5 separate regions of the Homo sapiens genome follow, and all the other regions are linked to region 2. The links are chromatin contacts, found by Hi-C or POLR2A ChIA-PET in ENCODE. All regions are on one chromosome and are shown on one strand. Each heading gives the region's core, a stretch centred on a gene start or an enhancer-like site at or near the end of the contact. The rest is flanking DNA. Distances are from core to core; before and after follow the strand shown.

Region 1 (2,700 bases), core at 78-2,577, 3.4 Mb before region 2:
AGTTTTTTTACTTTTTTTTTTTTTTTATCTTTTTTGAGACAAAGAATCTTGTTCTGTCACCCAGGCTGGAAGTGCAGTGGCACAACCGCAACTCACTGCAGCCTTGACCCCCTGGCTCAATCGATCCTCCCACCTCGCCCTCCAGAGTAGCCGGGACTACGGGTGCCTGCCACCAAGCCTGGTGAAAAAAAAACCCGTGTTTCATATTGTCATATAGAAGAGGCTATACTATAAACAGTGGGATGTTGGAATATATATTTATATATATAAATATATATTATATATATATATATATATATTTTTTTTTTTTGTAGGGACGGGTCTCACTATGTTGCCCAGGCGGGTCTTGAACTCCTGGGCTCATGTGATCCCCCTGCCTCAGCCTCCCAAAGTGTTGGGTTTACAGGTATGATGAGCCACAACGCCTGGCTGACACACTTTTTTTTTTTTTAAATGCAATTTCTGTTTAGACCTTGACACCTGTTGATATTACTAGTCACTATGGAAAGAAGTAAAAACAGTTGCTTAAGATGCTCTAACACTTTTTTCCCCTGTAGAAGCCAACATGGAATACAACATGAAAACTGTCTAAATGGGAACCTTCTAATATAGCTCATTGTATGCCATGCATTTCCACTCCATTTCCACTATGTTGGAACTGACTTCTGCTTTCCTACTTAGCCATTAGGCGACTTAGTTGCCTCTAGGCAAGTAACTTCTCTGAAATGTTTCATTTTTCATGAAGTTTAAAAAAAAAAAGGTGAAGGACTTTAGAGAGCTTTGAACCGAATAAGGTCTATCAGACATCTTGAAAAGCTTTTTCTCCAGACGACGCAGAAACAGGCACACGGGGTTCTGCTTTCCCCACCTCCCACCCCCAAGCCCAGGTCCCATTCTTCTCACTTTCAATCCTCATTTGGGCTCCTAAAGGAATAGCAAAGAGAGTTATTTTATCAATACCAGCGCTCCTCTGTCCCCAAATCCAGCTAGGGAAGGTTTCGGAGGCCTCAGCTACTTGAGAGAGGGTAGAGACGATCCTTCCTCGCCTATCTACCCAGCCACCCACCCCTTCCCAGATGTAGCGTCCGGGCCCCAGACCAAGCGCGTGCTTGGAGCTCTCCGGTACAGTGAGGCGCGCGCTTGCCTGGCTAGGGTCCCTGTGAAGGAATGGGATCCCGAGGTGCTTGCCAGGACCGTAGCAGGCGGAAGCTGCTGGCAGCGCGAACGGGCGGCTCCCGCCGGCGTGGGTGGGGGAAGGGCGGCAGCCACACCCGGAAGTCGGTCCGGGAGGGAGGGGGAAATCTGAGGGAACGAGGCTTCCGGTGGCGCAAAGGGTGTCGGGAGCGGCTTCCTGCAAACCTTCCCTGGCATCTGGAGGGACCACCGTTGCCGCGTCTTCGGCTTCCACGATCTGCGTTCGGGCTACGCGGCCACGGCGGCAGCCACTGCGACTCCCACTGTGCCTGGCTCTGTCCATATTAGTTCCCAGGCGGCCGTCGCCGTTCCAGCAGCGGCAGCGGCAGCGGCAGCGGCGGACATGTTGTGAGGCGGCGGCGCGGGTGTCTGAAGGATGGTTTGGCCGAGGCGGCGGCAACGGCTGCTGGCGGCGGCGGCAGCGGCAGCGGGGCCTCGGGCTCTATAGAGCCGAGCCCGCTGGGTACCCGCCCGGTACCGCGGCGAGGCCAGTGCCCCTGGATCTTGCCTCTGCTCCGACGCCGTTGGGGACCAGTTAGGCGACAGCGCCCGCCCCTCTGAGGAGACACGAAGGTGGTTCCCCAGCCGCTCAAATTTCCGGACCACCGCGCTTTCCCCTCCTCAGCCTGGGCTGTGCTCTCTCTAGAATCCTCGGGCCCCCACTTTCTTCCCAAACTCATCCTAAATCTCTCACACACGCGAGTGTTCCCAGCCCTCAAGCCAGCTGCTCCTCCGTTCATTTTCTGCACCCTCTTCGCAAAGCACCCCCCGGGATCACTCTCCGAGGGCGACTTTTTGAGAAATCTCGGTGGAGTAGTGGACCAGAGCTGGGGAGTTTTTAAAAGCCGGGGCGCGAGAAACAGGAAGGTACTATGGCTTCCTCGTCTGGCAACGATGATGATCTCACTATCCCCAGAGCTGCTATCAATAAAATGATCAAAGAGACTCTTCCTAATGTCCGGGTGGCCAACGATGCTCGAGAGCTGGTGGTGAACTGCTGCACTGAATTCATTCACCTTATATCTTCTGAAGCCAATGAGATTTGTAACAAATCGGAAAAGAAGACCATCTCACCAGAGCATGTCATACAAGGTAAGTCGTGTGTGAGAGCTGGTTTGAATGAGGTTCTAGGGTAGCAGTCTGCTAATCGCGTGACCCTTTCGTGTCAAAGCCTCCATTCCTCTTCCCTGGTAAGTAACTTAATGAAAAAGCCAGACTGGCATGTAGGCAGCCGGTGCTTTAAAAACAATCCCTTTGTAGCATTTTTGCAGTACTTTTCATCCAGCGAATACATGTAAGGAGTGCAAACATTTAGGTCAGCGTCCCCAAAACGTAAAGAATAAGAGTGATCTCACTTTACAGCCAGGTAAGCCGAAGCAACAAGAATTACTTGCCTGAAGTTGAACTTAGATAATAATTAAGGAACGCAGAAATTCTCCTTTGGAAAGTTAAAATTCAGACGGAGGAACTTCAACGTGGGTGGAGACAGAGCACCCCCTTCCCCAC
Region 2 (2,820 bases), core at 154-2,653:
CAGATCACCTGAGGTCAGGAGTTCGAGACCAACCTGACCAACATGGAGAAACCCTGTCTCTACTAAAAATACAAAGTTAGCTGGGCGTGGTGGCGCGTGCCTGTAATCCCAGCTACTCGGGAGGCTGAGGCAGGAGAATCGCTTGAACCAGGGAGGCCGAGGTTGCAGTGAGCCGAGATTGCGCCATTGCACTTCAGCCTGGGCAACAAGAGCGAGACTGGGTCTCAAAAAAAAAAATTCTAAAAATTATACACAATATCATTTAGTATATGAAATTCCAATTAGCAAAGGATAAGAGCTTTGCCTGAAGGAGACACAGAAAAACCCAGAGTGAGTATTGAGAGTAACTGGAGGGACACAGGGAGTATTTGTCATTTTTCAGAATTAGAAGTGCATTTGTCCTTGTGTGTGTTGGGGGTGGAGGTGAAGGGTGCAGGAGAAGGATGGGTACTGGCAAAGTCGCTACTCACTGAGCAAATTTTCAAGCGGGTGCCTTTCCCAATTTTGTTGAGCCTCTGATAAAAACACGTTGAAGTAAAATGTCCACTATAGTATCAAGTAAAAATTGAGACCGTAAGATATAGCAAAGGGAGTCAATTTGCATAGCCCATTTTAATGCTTCTACTTTCTCTAACCAATCTGAAGACTCAGTTGTTCCCACTCCCATCTCCACTTTCCCTTTCATGCCTCCAAATGTTAAACTCCAACTATTGTAGCATTTTAACACATGGCTCCATTTGTGTCTATTTCCACCTAGCGTATTGTGAATATTTTCTACAGGCGCACACTAATCACCAACTGAAGTGAGAATCACATTTTCCTCCACTTGGCTTGGTACTACAGGTCTTGAAGCAAAAGCCTGTATTTCAGTCTGAGGAGTTCTACTTGCTTGAGAAAGTACTGTTGTTACCAAGTGGTCTCGTTCAGTGGGGTAAAGATTTTTGTTTTAGAGGCTGGAGCCGGTCTGCAAATAAAAGATGGCTTAGGAGAAAAGCTATCCAATGTTTTTTCCTTGGCCCGCATAGGTTGACGGTAGCCAAGCTGGTACTTGGCTTGGAGTGAAAAGTGGAGGCTGCCTGGGGGCGTCCTGCAGTCAGGGCAGAGAGAGTGTGGAGAGCTGTTGGGAGGTGTCCCACCCACGCCCCCACAAGGAGGGGAAACCAGGTCGCCGCGGTCTGCAGCAGAACGCCAGGTTCCAGAGGACGGCAGGCGGAGGGCGGAGGGAGAAAGGCGCGCGAAGGCGCGGAGGAGGCGTCGGCTGCGGCGCCCACTCCCCCTAGTCCCAGCGCCCTGCCGCTCGCCTCCCGCTGCCGGGCGCCGGCGCGCTCGGCTCTTTCCGCCGCCGCCGCTGCCGCGCGGTGGCCCGTGCGCCTCGGCACCTTCGGCAATTTCCGTCGGGCCCCAGCCGCCATTTTCTCGCCGCTTGTGTGGCTCGCTGGCTGCGTGGCTCGGTTCTTGTGAGCGAAGCTTTGTCCGGTTCGGCAATGGACGGGTATGTAATCGGGCCGGCGAGAAGGTGTGTGTGAGAGAGGAGTTGGACCGTCCTTCGGCCCGGTCCCGGGCCGGGGAGAAACCCTCCCGCGGCCCCTCCCAGGGCTGGGCTGCCGTTACCCAACCCCCGCCCCATCGCACACACCCCTCCCTTTGCTTCCCCCGGCGGGCTTTGGTCGAGAAAATGAGAAGAAAGCGGGCTTGGAGGCTGGGGAGGCATAGGGGCGATGGCGGGGGTGAGGATCCCGGAGTGGGAGCGGGCACCGGCTTGGCGGCGGGGGATGGGGTGGGAACCCCATAACGTCTCCCCGGTCTGTCCCTGCCCCCTCTAGGAGCCATTTCGATCCGTACCTTGGGACCCGACCCTTGGGTTAGCGGTGCCTGTGAGAGCGAGTGGGATGGGCAGAGACAGGCCTTTGGATTGGGGGAGCCTCTAGGGGAAGAGGAGAGAGGCACCCCATGTGGACCCCAGCCATGAGCAACCTCTCCGGCCTCGCCCGGCCCTCCGTGGTCGGGAGAGATGCCGGTGGCGGGAGCTCCGGGGAAAGCCTAGTGGGAGCCGCTGGGGAAGGGGGGAGGGCGTGCGGCGGCGGGAGGAAGGGGGAGGGCAGATGTCATACTCCTTTGTTTTCATTTGAGTCTGGTAGTGGGGGCGGGAGGGAGGAAAAAATGCCTTTTTGTGGGGACTGAAAACATTCAAGGCTTGGCAAAAGGGCCCAGAAATTAAATCATCTAAAAAACGAAGTGTTTGAAGCCGACATCAGTCACATGGGCAAAGGCCAACAGCAATGGCAGAAACAAGAGCAGATAGTCAACAAAGGGCTATCTCTTTAGCTACTTTGGTCAGTTTCTGGAAAAACGACTATAAAAACCCAGAACCATGCTGCATCTTTGCGAACCTGAGTCAAGACGGAATGCTGAGTGAGGTGAGAGGCAAGACTGTGAAATGGTAGGGACCGATGTCTCGCTCATATGCTTCACACCTGAAAAGACTCAGTAATTTAACTCAATGTTAGAAAGGGGGCACGCTTAAGGTCAAAAATACAGCAGTATGCAGCTCTTTTGGGAGTGTAAACATAGTATCATTTAACAAGTACATTTATTAAAATCAGTGAGTATTTGAAGAATCAACAATTTGGTTAAGCGCCTAGAGTTTGGTGTGTTTTAAAAGGTACTAAAAACAAGATTTTATAAAAGTTAACACAGTCTCACAGAATTCAAATCATCCTAGATGTTACCTAAAGATTATTTTCCAGATGAAACAAATCCAGAGAAGTTCAGTATTCCCCCCAGATCAACACGGAAATTGATGTCAAAACTTGCACTAGA
Region 3 (2,700 bases), core at 58-2,557, 3.6 Mb after region 2:
AAACACACATTAAAAAAAAAAAAACCACAAACAAAACCTGCAATTGGCCCTCGAAGGGCTGGTTCCCTCAGTCAGCTCTGCACGGGTGCGCCCCCTTTCTCCCTAGAGGTCAACAAGCGACTGCGAAGGAAAACGCCGCCACAAGTTTCTTGCTGTTTCTGGAGAGACCTCTCAGAGCGCATGCTCTTCGGATAGTCGGTCTGTAGCGCCATTTTCGTATGGAAGGGACTGCACTCTGATTAGGTACAGCCTTAGGACGCCCAGCGTTCAAGTTGTTCAAACAGTACGTAGAGCCTCGCAGAGACAAGTCAATGGCCTCTTTTAGCGGGACTCCTGCCTGGAGCGCTTCAGCTGAGACTATGTAAAGAAATTCCTTTGTGTTAACCTTCCTCCTTGGACCAGTGGACTCTCCTCTCTCTCCTGTTCCCTCCGCGCCCGCCCAGGCTGGCTCAGCGGTCTCGCCCCGCCCCTCCGGGACCGGAGCACTGTAAAGATTAGGCATCTGTGATGCTTTTGCGCTCACATTGGCGGCCCAGATGAGAGGGCGTGGAGAACCAGATGGGAAACTTTTTGTCCCGTGAGAACAAAGTACAAGTTATATCAGAGTCTGGTATGTGTAGAGGAAACCAATACATGTACTGTGAGCTAGGAGCTGGTGCTTCTTTTTCAATTGTATTTTTTATAAAGATGCAGACCCCCTCAGTGTTGGGCGTGGGGGGTGGCTGAAATGTTAGCTAGAGGCGAGGCAGGGCACGGAGATCTGAGGTTTTTACGAGTGTGTGTGTGTGTGTGTGTGTGTGTGTGTGCGCGCGCGCGCGCCCTACAAGAGTTTAGAAGAGCATGGGTGAGTGGGCGAGAAAGAAAGAGAATGAGAGAGAGAGAGAAAAGAAATCTGGAGTGGGACAAGACTTAGAGGGTGCAGAAAAGAAAGGGGGCGCCAGCACATCCTAGCCTCCGAGGCCGCGACAGCGCCTTTGGCGATGTCCACTCTCAACCCCGCCGTTTCATTCATAAGTTTCTGGCCTACAGGCCCCGCCCGCTCCCCTGGGCCGAGGGCCCCGTTTCCTGAACAGCAATTGGTGGACGGCAACAAAGCCTTAGCAACCGGCTCCTAGTGACCCGCGGGGCGCCTGGTAACTGGGGCTGCTGCGGAGAAAGGAGCGGGGCTGTCCCTTTAAGGGATGGCCGCGGAGTCGTGAAAGTGGAGGGGGCTGAGGGAGGGCGGGGAGGAAGGTCTGGGGGCGGACCCAGGGGGAGGAGGAGGAGGAAGAGTAACTGCTGAAAGGAGGTGGCGAAGGAGGATCCGGAGCAGCTGCTGCCAGCCCGCGGGCACTGAAGTCCTCCCGGCTGCCGCTCGAGTAGCCACGGGCGCGATCGGGACCAGAAGTCTCCTCCTCCATGATCACTTTGGAAGCCGGGGGAAGACTTTGCCCTGCCCTGAGAGCTGGTCTGCGTTTCCCAGGCGCGGCGGCGGCGGAGCAGCAGCTGCAGCAGCCGAGTCCAAATAGGAGCGGCCACAGCCAGGGGCGTGAGCGCCCCGCGCGGAGCGAGCTCGGGTTCCCCTCGGAATGTCCCCGGGGCGCCCGGCGCGCTGACCCCGAAGCCGCCTCCGCCTTCGGCGCCTGCTGCCTCCCTCGGCCAGGCTTGTTGTTCGGGACTGTGAGCTTCCTGGCTCCTGGGCAGTGGGGAAGCCCCCGGGGGCGAGTGACTTCAGCTGGCCACGACCCAGCCCTCCCCCGTGCGTATCTCGCTTAAGATGGCAGCGGAGTCAGGGGAACTAATCGGGGCTTGTGAGTTCATGAAAGGTGAGGAGCAGCCGCCCCGCATCTTCCAACGCTTTCTTGCCCCCAACTCTTCACTTCCCGCGCCACTGTCCCCACCTTCTCCTGAGGCTGCCAGTGTCCTGCAGCCGCTGCGCGCGCTCTCGTCCCCTCTAGGGACTCTCCTTTCTCCGAGGACCCCCTGCTTCCGGCTTCTCTTTCTTGTGTCCCTTGCTCCCTCTGCAGCTCCCTCGGATGGCCTCTCGGCCTCGTAATGGGACAGCACCGGCTTCTGCCCGTACTCCGGCACTCAGCAGCTCATGGGGAGCCTGCTCCGGATGCTCACCGGTCACCTTTACTCCACCATCGCAGGCTTCGGTTTTCGGGACACCCCCAACCACACCCCCCAAGTCTCTCTCCCTTCCTCTTTTTCAAATCTCCGAAGCTGCGTCGGGAGGCTCACCTCTTTCTTCCCCTTCTCGCAGCTGCTGAGGTCTGGAGATTTGGGAACCAAACTTGCACCTCCAGTTCTGCGGGTACCCCCAGCTCCTGCCTACTCTGCTGGCCTGAAACAAGGGAAATGTGGGTGCTCTGAGCCCCGCTGAGTTCCTCGGTCAGGTCCTCCTCTTGCCTAACTGTTGTGCTCTTGAGTCTCTAGCTTTCTGGGAGGGATGAGGTTTCTGCAAGAATTCCACGTGTTAATGGGGTCTTTAAATTGTGATCCTTCGTATGTTACCACCCACCTTCACTTCCACTTCTCTACTTCTCATATGTTTTTTCTGTCTTTTAAACTTGTCTTTCAGATCGGTTATATTTTGCTACTTTAAGGAATAGACCAAAAAGCACAGTAAATACCCACTATTTCTCCATCGATGAGGAGCTGGTCTATGAAAAGTAAGTTTATGTTTTGTTTTTTTTTCTCTTGGCCATTCAGCTTGTT
Region 4 (2,828 bases), core at 329-2,828, 3.9 Mb before region 2:
TAATTTAACATGTTGTTTGTTTCATAACTTCTTTTTTTGGATTTTATTTTTTATAGAGACAGGGGCTCACCAAGTCTCCCAGGCTGGTCCCGAACTCCTGGGTTTAAGTGATCCTCCTGCCTTGGCCTCCCAAAATGCTGGGATTACAGGCCTGAGCCAGCACATCCAGCCTGCTTCATGACTTCTTTCTTTTTTTTTTTTTTTGAGACGGAGTCTCACTGTCGCCAGGCTGGAGTGCAGTGGTGTGATCTCGGCTCACTGCAACCTCTGCCTCCTGGGTTCAAGCGATTCTCCTGTCTCAGTCTCCCGAGTAGCTGGGACTACAGGTGCGTGCCACCATGCCCGGCTGGTTTTTGTATTTTTAGCAGAGATGGGGTTTCACCATGTTGTCCAGGATGGTCTCGATCTCTTGACCTCGCGATCCGCCTGCCTCGGCCTCCCAAAGCGCTGGGATTACAGGCGTGACCCACCGCACCTGGCCTGAGCTACCGTGCCCGGCCCACAACTTCTAAATATTCAGATGAATAGTATGTGGGTCTTCCTATGAACCCTTGCCCTAAAACATGCAGAAGTTAGGAGTCGGCCTGTTTCCAGGCAGACTTTCCTTCCTGATGCTTTTGCCTCCAGTGTAAGCAGGGCCTGACCAAGACATGGAGCACCTTTGGTAGGCTAATAACTTGATAATCCACCAAAATGAAGGTTTTTAAATATTTTCTATAAATACGAATTGAATACCTCTTTCTTTACCCTTTCAAAGGTGGCTCCACAAAAGTAGAATCACACTTCCTGTGAAAAGTGTTTTAAGTTTTCTCCTCTAGAGCTCTGTTGACATCGGCCATAGCGAACTCTGTTTATTTTTCCTATTATATAAGGAATTACAAGTTGGAATCAGAAGTAATTGGCATCCTAATCCTGATTTATTCTAGTGGCAGTGTTTTGGAGTCACTTAACCCTGTCATCCTGGTTGGCCGTCCCTTCTCCCAGCTCTAACGGTGAGCAGCTGATACCCTGCTAGGTGCTGGAGAGTCAGAGGTGGACATCAGGGCCCACCTCGAAAAGTTGACAGTCTGTGGTGGGCTGAAGCCAGTAGAAAGCTGCTGTAGGAAGGCAGAGGAGTGGCCCCTATCCCAGGCTTGGGGCTCTCAGGGAAGGCTTCCTGGGGGTGAGATGGGAGGGTGGGTCCATATGCTCTTGGACCAGAATGAGTAGCCCAGAGAAGGCAAGAGGGCTCCCAAGCAAACTTGTCCTATTTAATTTTTTTTTTTTTTCCTGCTTAGAAAAGCAAAATGCGTTATGAACAAAACAAAACAAAACAAAACAAAACAAAACAAAACAAAACAAAACAAAACGCTGTAGCAAAGAAAGCGAAAGGCTCCAGTAATCCTCCCTGCTCCTCCTCACCGCACGGATCCTGTGAGATACCCCGAGCATTGGAACCTGGAGAGCTTGGGCAGGCATTCACCCTCCTTCCAGCAGGGGGCGGAACGTAAAACGCCTTGTGGCCGACGCCCTCTCTCTTTCACACGTCACTGGCGTGACCGTCCGCGCTACATACTGCGCCTGCGCAAGGGCTGTGGCCCTTTTCCCACCCCCTAGCGCCGCTGGGCCTGCAGGTCTCTGTCGAGCAGCGGACGCCGGTCTCTGTTCCGCAGGATGGTGAGTGGATGCCTCGGTCTCGGGGCTTTAGATGCATGGAGGTTCCCTTTTCTTGCCCGTATGCCAGCCTAGGGCCCGTCTCGCGCGTCGCAGGGGCCGGATGGCGTTAGATTGCTAGCTCTGACTTGGTCGAGGTGCAGTTCCCAGCGTGGCCTTAAATGGCTGCCGCCCGGTGCGCGAACTTGGGGGGAGGGGTTGGCGAAGAAGGGTTGCGTGAGCTTGGACGGCGGATTGGGGAGAAGGGTGAGTTTAGTAGACAGCCTGAGTGCGGATACTGCCGTCTAGTGTGAGGGGGCGCTGGCAAGCGGCCGGGCGTGAGAGGTCGCAAGCAGTCGACCTCAGCCTAGCTGGGGAACGCCAGAATGGAGGGGGGCTGCAGGTCCTCGGGTCCCACTCGACCTCCGAGTACCGAGTACTTCGTGGGTTTTCCAGGAGAATGTCGGAGCCGGCAAGTCTTAGATTTAGGAAGCTTGTGCCCGTGGGCTGAGCAAGTGGCTTTTAAGCCAAAATTGTCAGTGGAGCTTGGAGGCCGAGGGGTCCCTGGGCCCCGGAAGCTCCTTTAACATGGAATACGTGCCTCCTGCCTCTTCCTCTAGAGTCCGTCGCCGGATGAGTTTTTAATTATTGGGGTAGGGCCCCAAGGGTGGGATGAAATGTTGCTTTAGCTGATGGGGAACAGTGCTGTTTTAGTGGGGGAATTACTGCTGAATGTGCTCTTGCCCAGTTAAGCTTTGTGGCAGGTAATTTAGGCTTTTGAAAAACATAACATGGGAAGCGAGAGAGGTACGTAGTTGTTATTTGAGGCTAGGTTTTCGAAGTGGGACATAGCGTGTTCCGAACAAACCGACGTTTGGCATCACTGATTGCTGTCTGGAGCAGTGCTTCGCAAAAGTTTGGCACAATTACCGGTGCTGGTCCTTGAAGAAACAAATATGGAAATTGAAAGCGTTTAAAACCTTTTGAAAGCAATATAACAATAATTTTATACCTGTTAAATGTAATAAATTGGGGCCTGCATTTTGTATGTTTCTTTTATTCCATATTTCTCTAAGGATTCATTTTTATTGTTTTATGAAACTACTAGTCTGTGACATGGAAGGTAGAGGAAAAAGATTCTTGACCCTAGTTGCTTGTGAAACCTGGGATTCTACAAGTGACAGTTGTCTGTTTAC
Region 5 (2,917 bases), core at 112-2,611, 4.2 Mb after region 2:
TTTTTTTTCTAAACCAAGTAGCGTGCATCTATCCTTCTCCATTAGCTGGATTAACAACCTGGAAAAAGTGCCGCCCGCAAAGTGAGCGCCTGGAGCAAGGGACAGTCCCCGAGTGGCCGCCCCTCCCTTTCGGTGACGCTCCACTTCCTGTCGGCCTAAAAGGCATTCCCAGGAAGCTCGGTTTTGTAGTTTCCAGCCCACCTCCGAAAGCCAATCCTTTCCTCCATTTCTTCTCCAAGGTAACAACTTTTAAACATTCACGTGACGGACCACCTTCCCTCAGCCAAACAACTTCCCTGAAAGGCGCCCGAAGGAGCCTTCCCATCCACCGCGGGTGCCCAGGAAAGGCCTGTGGGGCTCTCCTCCCCGCGCTCCACACGCCCTCGCATCCCACCGAGGGGCCAGCTTCTGCCTGCACGTTGCTGAAACTGGCCTGGAGGTTCTGACAAGAATTAGAGCGGCGGCCGTTGCCCCGGGGATGACCTGGAAGCGAAAGAGACCGGCACGAATTCTAGAGTTTCGGGGTTTCCGCGGGTTGAGATTGTACGGGAAACAATGCATTAACCAAACCTAAAAATCAAACAAACACGTCTGGTAGAACCTACCATTAAAAAGCTTCTTTCCTATACTACGTTTAACAGCCTTTATTTTGAAAGACATTGATTGATGCCAGGCATGGTGGCGCACGCCTGAGGTCTCAGCTACTCCGGAGGCTGAGGAGGATCACTTGCGTCCGGGAGTTCCAGGCTGTAGTGAGCCTCATTGTGCTCCAGCCTAGGTGACAGGGCGAGACCTTGTCTCTTAAAAAAATAAAGAAAGAAAAACATTGATCGCCTCCTGCGTGGCAGTCCAGAAGGGTCAAGCGCTGTTTTCGGGGTGGCGTGGAATGGATTCCTAAGATTTGGGCGCCCATAGAGTTAACGCAGCAAAACGATCACTTGCGTTTCCTGCGGACTGGCGGCAATAGAACACGTGGCTGCCTAGACTCTTAATCACTGATATCTACCACACCAGGATTTAATGCCAGTTGGGAGGAAATGGCGAAAGGGCAGGCGCTGGAGCCCATGCATCCGGGAACACTGGTGGTAGGCGGTCGGGTGGGCGTGAGCGGGCTCTCCATCTCCCAGCCCAGTCTGCAGGTCGCCACCTCAGGATTTTCTTCCTGAGTCCGGGTGGCAGGATTCCATCCCAGGTCAGCCCCTCACACCCCCTGGTAGTTGCCACCTCCTGGCGTCCCTCCAACAGCTCCAGCACCTTTCTCATCCCGCCCCCGCCGCAAGCCACGCCCTCCGCCGCGCAGGCCCCGCCCGCGACCGGCCTCCCTCCTTTCCTGTCCCAGGACGCGTTGCGCGGCCCGGGCCGGAAGTAAGCGAATTCCCGGGTGTGTGTCTGTGTCTGTCTGTGTCTCGCAGCGGCGCGCGGCCCCGGACAAGCGCTGGGGATTCCCGTTTGAGGCGTCACTACTGTCACTGCCATCACCCCACGGAGCCACTTCTAGAGGGGAGTAGACCCGGCCCTTCGCCGGGCAGAGAAGATGTTGCCCCTGTCCATCAAAGACGATGAATACAAACCACCCAAGTTCAATTTGTTCGGCAAGATCTCGGGCTGGTTTAGGTGCGGGGTGCTGTGTTTGCGGGGAGGGGGTGTCCGGCAGAAAGGGAGAAGGCCCAGACCTCAGGATGGCCCGAGGTCCAGTGAGGGAGAGTCAAAAACTCCCCGTCAACCCCTAGCTGTGAAGAAAGGAGCATGTGAACTGGGAGGGTCTTGAAGAGGGTACCCAGCCTCGGGGTCCCGGCACCTCCTTAACTCTCCCGGCTCTTTTCCACGTGTATCATTCCCAGGTCTATACTGTCCGACAAGACTTCCCGGAACCTGTTTTTCTTCCTGTGCCTGAACCTCTCTTTCGCTTTTGTGGAACTACTCTACGGCATCTGGAGCAACTGGTAACCAAAGGGGAAAATGGTTTGGGCGGAAGCTGGGTGTGAGGGAGACGAAGCACTGTTTGCTTAATGCCACGTAGCTCCTCACTAGGAGGTTCAGGTCCTACCTTTGTTACCTACCTCTGCTGCTGAGTTGCTTTCTCATACCCACACCAATCTGGTAGGGCTACAGTTCTTGAGTAAGATCTGGGCCTATCCTGTGCAACCTCTCTTGTCACGCTCCCCTCCAGTTCCATCAGACAAGACTGACAAGCCCCTCCTTATTTTAGCAGATGGGCAGAATCTTTCATTTCTAATTGTAGGCCTTAGGTTTACCCACTTTGTTGGAATTGGGAGAAACTTGTTTGCTGCCTCTCTCGGGGGGGAGTGGCATTTGGATTTCACCCTTAAGATTCTGAGAGAGTATATCTGAGATGTTCTACTTAGTTTGTTATTGGGGCTTGGAATGGGAGGTTTTATAAAGTGATATCGGGAGGAATATGTGTCATTCTCTTCTCTCTTTAATGCCGAAACTGTCTCATGATTTTCCTGTAGTCTTAACTGCGATGTAAAAATCCCATATAGTTTCTAGAAACAACATTTCTTGGGTTTTGGTGGCACCTTTGAGGGTTTTTGTTTTTTTTGAAACATCCTTAGGAGGAGGAAAATCTAGTGTGTAACTCTGTGGCAGTGAAGTTACTATTATTCAGGTATTTGCTGTTGAGTAACTTAAGGTCTTATGAAGTTGTTCTGCTAACAAGACTGTCACACTCCTAGGTGTACTAATTCTGTCTTTAGATCCCATACTCCTTCAAAAATCTGATGAAAGCCAATACTCAGAATTGTACATAAAGCTTCAGGATGTTGTTGGGTTCCCTGTACTAAATCTTGGACTCTAGATTAAGAACCTGTTTTCTATTTATTAAATAGACTTAGTCTCTGTTGTTTAAGACCCATTTTCAGAGAAAATCGCTGTCCTTGATCTTCTGTTGAGATCA

What was found. Hi-C counts contacts between places; a loop is a spot of excess contacts on that map. ChIA-PET counts read pairs that join two places held with the same protein, here RNA polymerase II (POLR2A). Pooled maps may share reads with other maps.
Region 1: a loop to region 2 is called in a map of CD8-positive, alpha-beta T cell, with 7 times the contacts of the local background. The contact joins the promoter of DR1 here to the promoter of PTBP2 in region 2. A Hi-C loop is called at or near these places in 2 of 168 maps with a recorded cell type or tissue (both CD8-positive, alpha-beta T cell) and 12 of 50 pooled maps. POLR2A ChIA-PET finds 5 or more read pairs at or near these places in 1 of 52 experiments (activated CD4-positive, alpha-beta T cell).
Region 3: a map of B cell shows a loop between it and region 2 (22-fold over the local background). The contact joins the promoter of CDC14A here to the promoter of PTBP2 in region 2. A Hi-C loop is called at or near these places in 2 of 168 maps with a recorded cell type or tissue (B cell and CD8-positive, alpha-beta T cell) and 7 of 50 pooled maps. POLR2A ChIA-PET finds 5 or more read pairs at or near these places in 1 of 52 experiments (OCI-LY7).
Region 4: a loop to region 2 is called in a map of CD8-positive, alpha-beta T cell, with 20 times the contacts of the local background. The contact joins the promoter of RPL5 here to the promoter of PTBP2 in region 2. A Hi-C loop is called at or near these places in 2 of 168 maps with a recorded cell type or tissue (CD8-positive, alpha-beta T cell and naive thymus-derived CD4-positive, alpha-beta T cell) and 8 of 50 pooled maps.
Region 5: a map of B cell shows a loop between it and region 2 (10-fold over the local background). The contact joins the promoter of SLC30A7 here to the promoter of PTBP2 in region 2. A Hi-C loop is called at or near these places in 2 of 168 maps with a recorded cell type or tissue (B cell and naive thymus-derived CD4-positive, alpha-beta T cell) and 10 of 50 pooled maps.

What each region holds. Positions count from the first base shown.
Region 1 is chr1:93,344,580-93,347,279 of GRCh38, forward strand. It overlaps DR1 (down-regulator of transcription 1), which reads left to right and starts at 1,328. Exons shown (of 3, transcript NM_001938.3): 1 at 1,328-2,286. The coding sequence starts at 2,067. CCDC18-AS1 (CCDC18 antisense RNA 1) reads right to left here and starts at 1,232. Exons shown (of 9, transcript NR_034089.1): 1 at 1,145-1,232. RefSeq lists enhancers at 923-1,458, 1,828-1,897, 1,958-2,167.
Region 2 is chr1:96,720,381-96,723,200 of GRCh38, forward strand. It overlaps PTBP2 (polypyrimidine tract binding protein 2), which reads left to right and starts at 1,404. Exons shown (of 14, transcript NM_021190.4): 1 at 1,404-1,492. The coding sequence starts at 1,485. RefSeq lists silencers at 1,170-1,369, 1,600-1,879.
Region 3 is chr1:100,351,199-100,353,898 of GRCh38, forward strand. It overlaps CDC14A (cell division cycle 14A), which reads left to right and starts at 1,308. Exons shown (of 16, transcript NM_003672.4): 1 at 1,308-1,805; 2 at 2,564-2,654. The coding sequence starts at 1,757. RefSeq lists enhancers at 65-494, 535-584, 1,835-2,144, 2,185-2,434 and silencers at 1,085-1,174, 1,205-1,254.
Region 4 is chr1:92,830,462-92,833,289 of GRCh38, forward strand. It overlaps RPL5 (ribosomal protein L5), which reads left to right and starts at 1,579. Exons shown (of 8, transcript NM_000969.5): 1 at 1,579-1,656. The coding sequence starts at 1,654. It also overlaps a transcript of DIPK1A not described here. RefSeq lists enhancers at 1,328-1,377, 1,381-2,019, 1,548-1,867, 2,020-2,657.
Region 5 is chr1:100,894,729-100,897,645 of GRCh38, forward strand. It overlaps SLC30A7 (solute carrier family 30 member 7), which reads left to right and starts at 1,362. Exons shown (of 11, transcript NM_133496.5): 1 at 1,362-1,614; 2 at 1,842-1,943. The coding sequence starts at 1,535. EXTL2 (exostosin like glycosyltransferase 2) reads right to left here and starts at 114. Exons shown (of 5, transcript NM_001033025.3): 1 at 1-114. RefSeq lists enhancers at 1-169, 170-892, 787-856, 1,407-1,656, 1,707-1,866.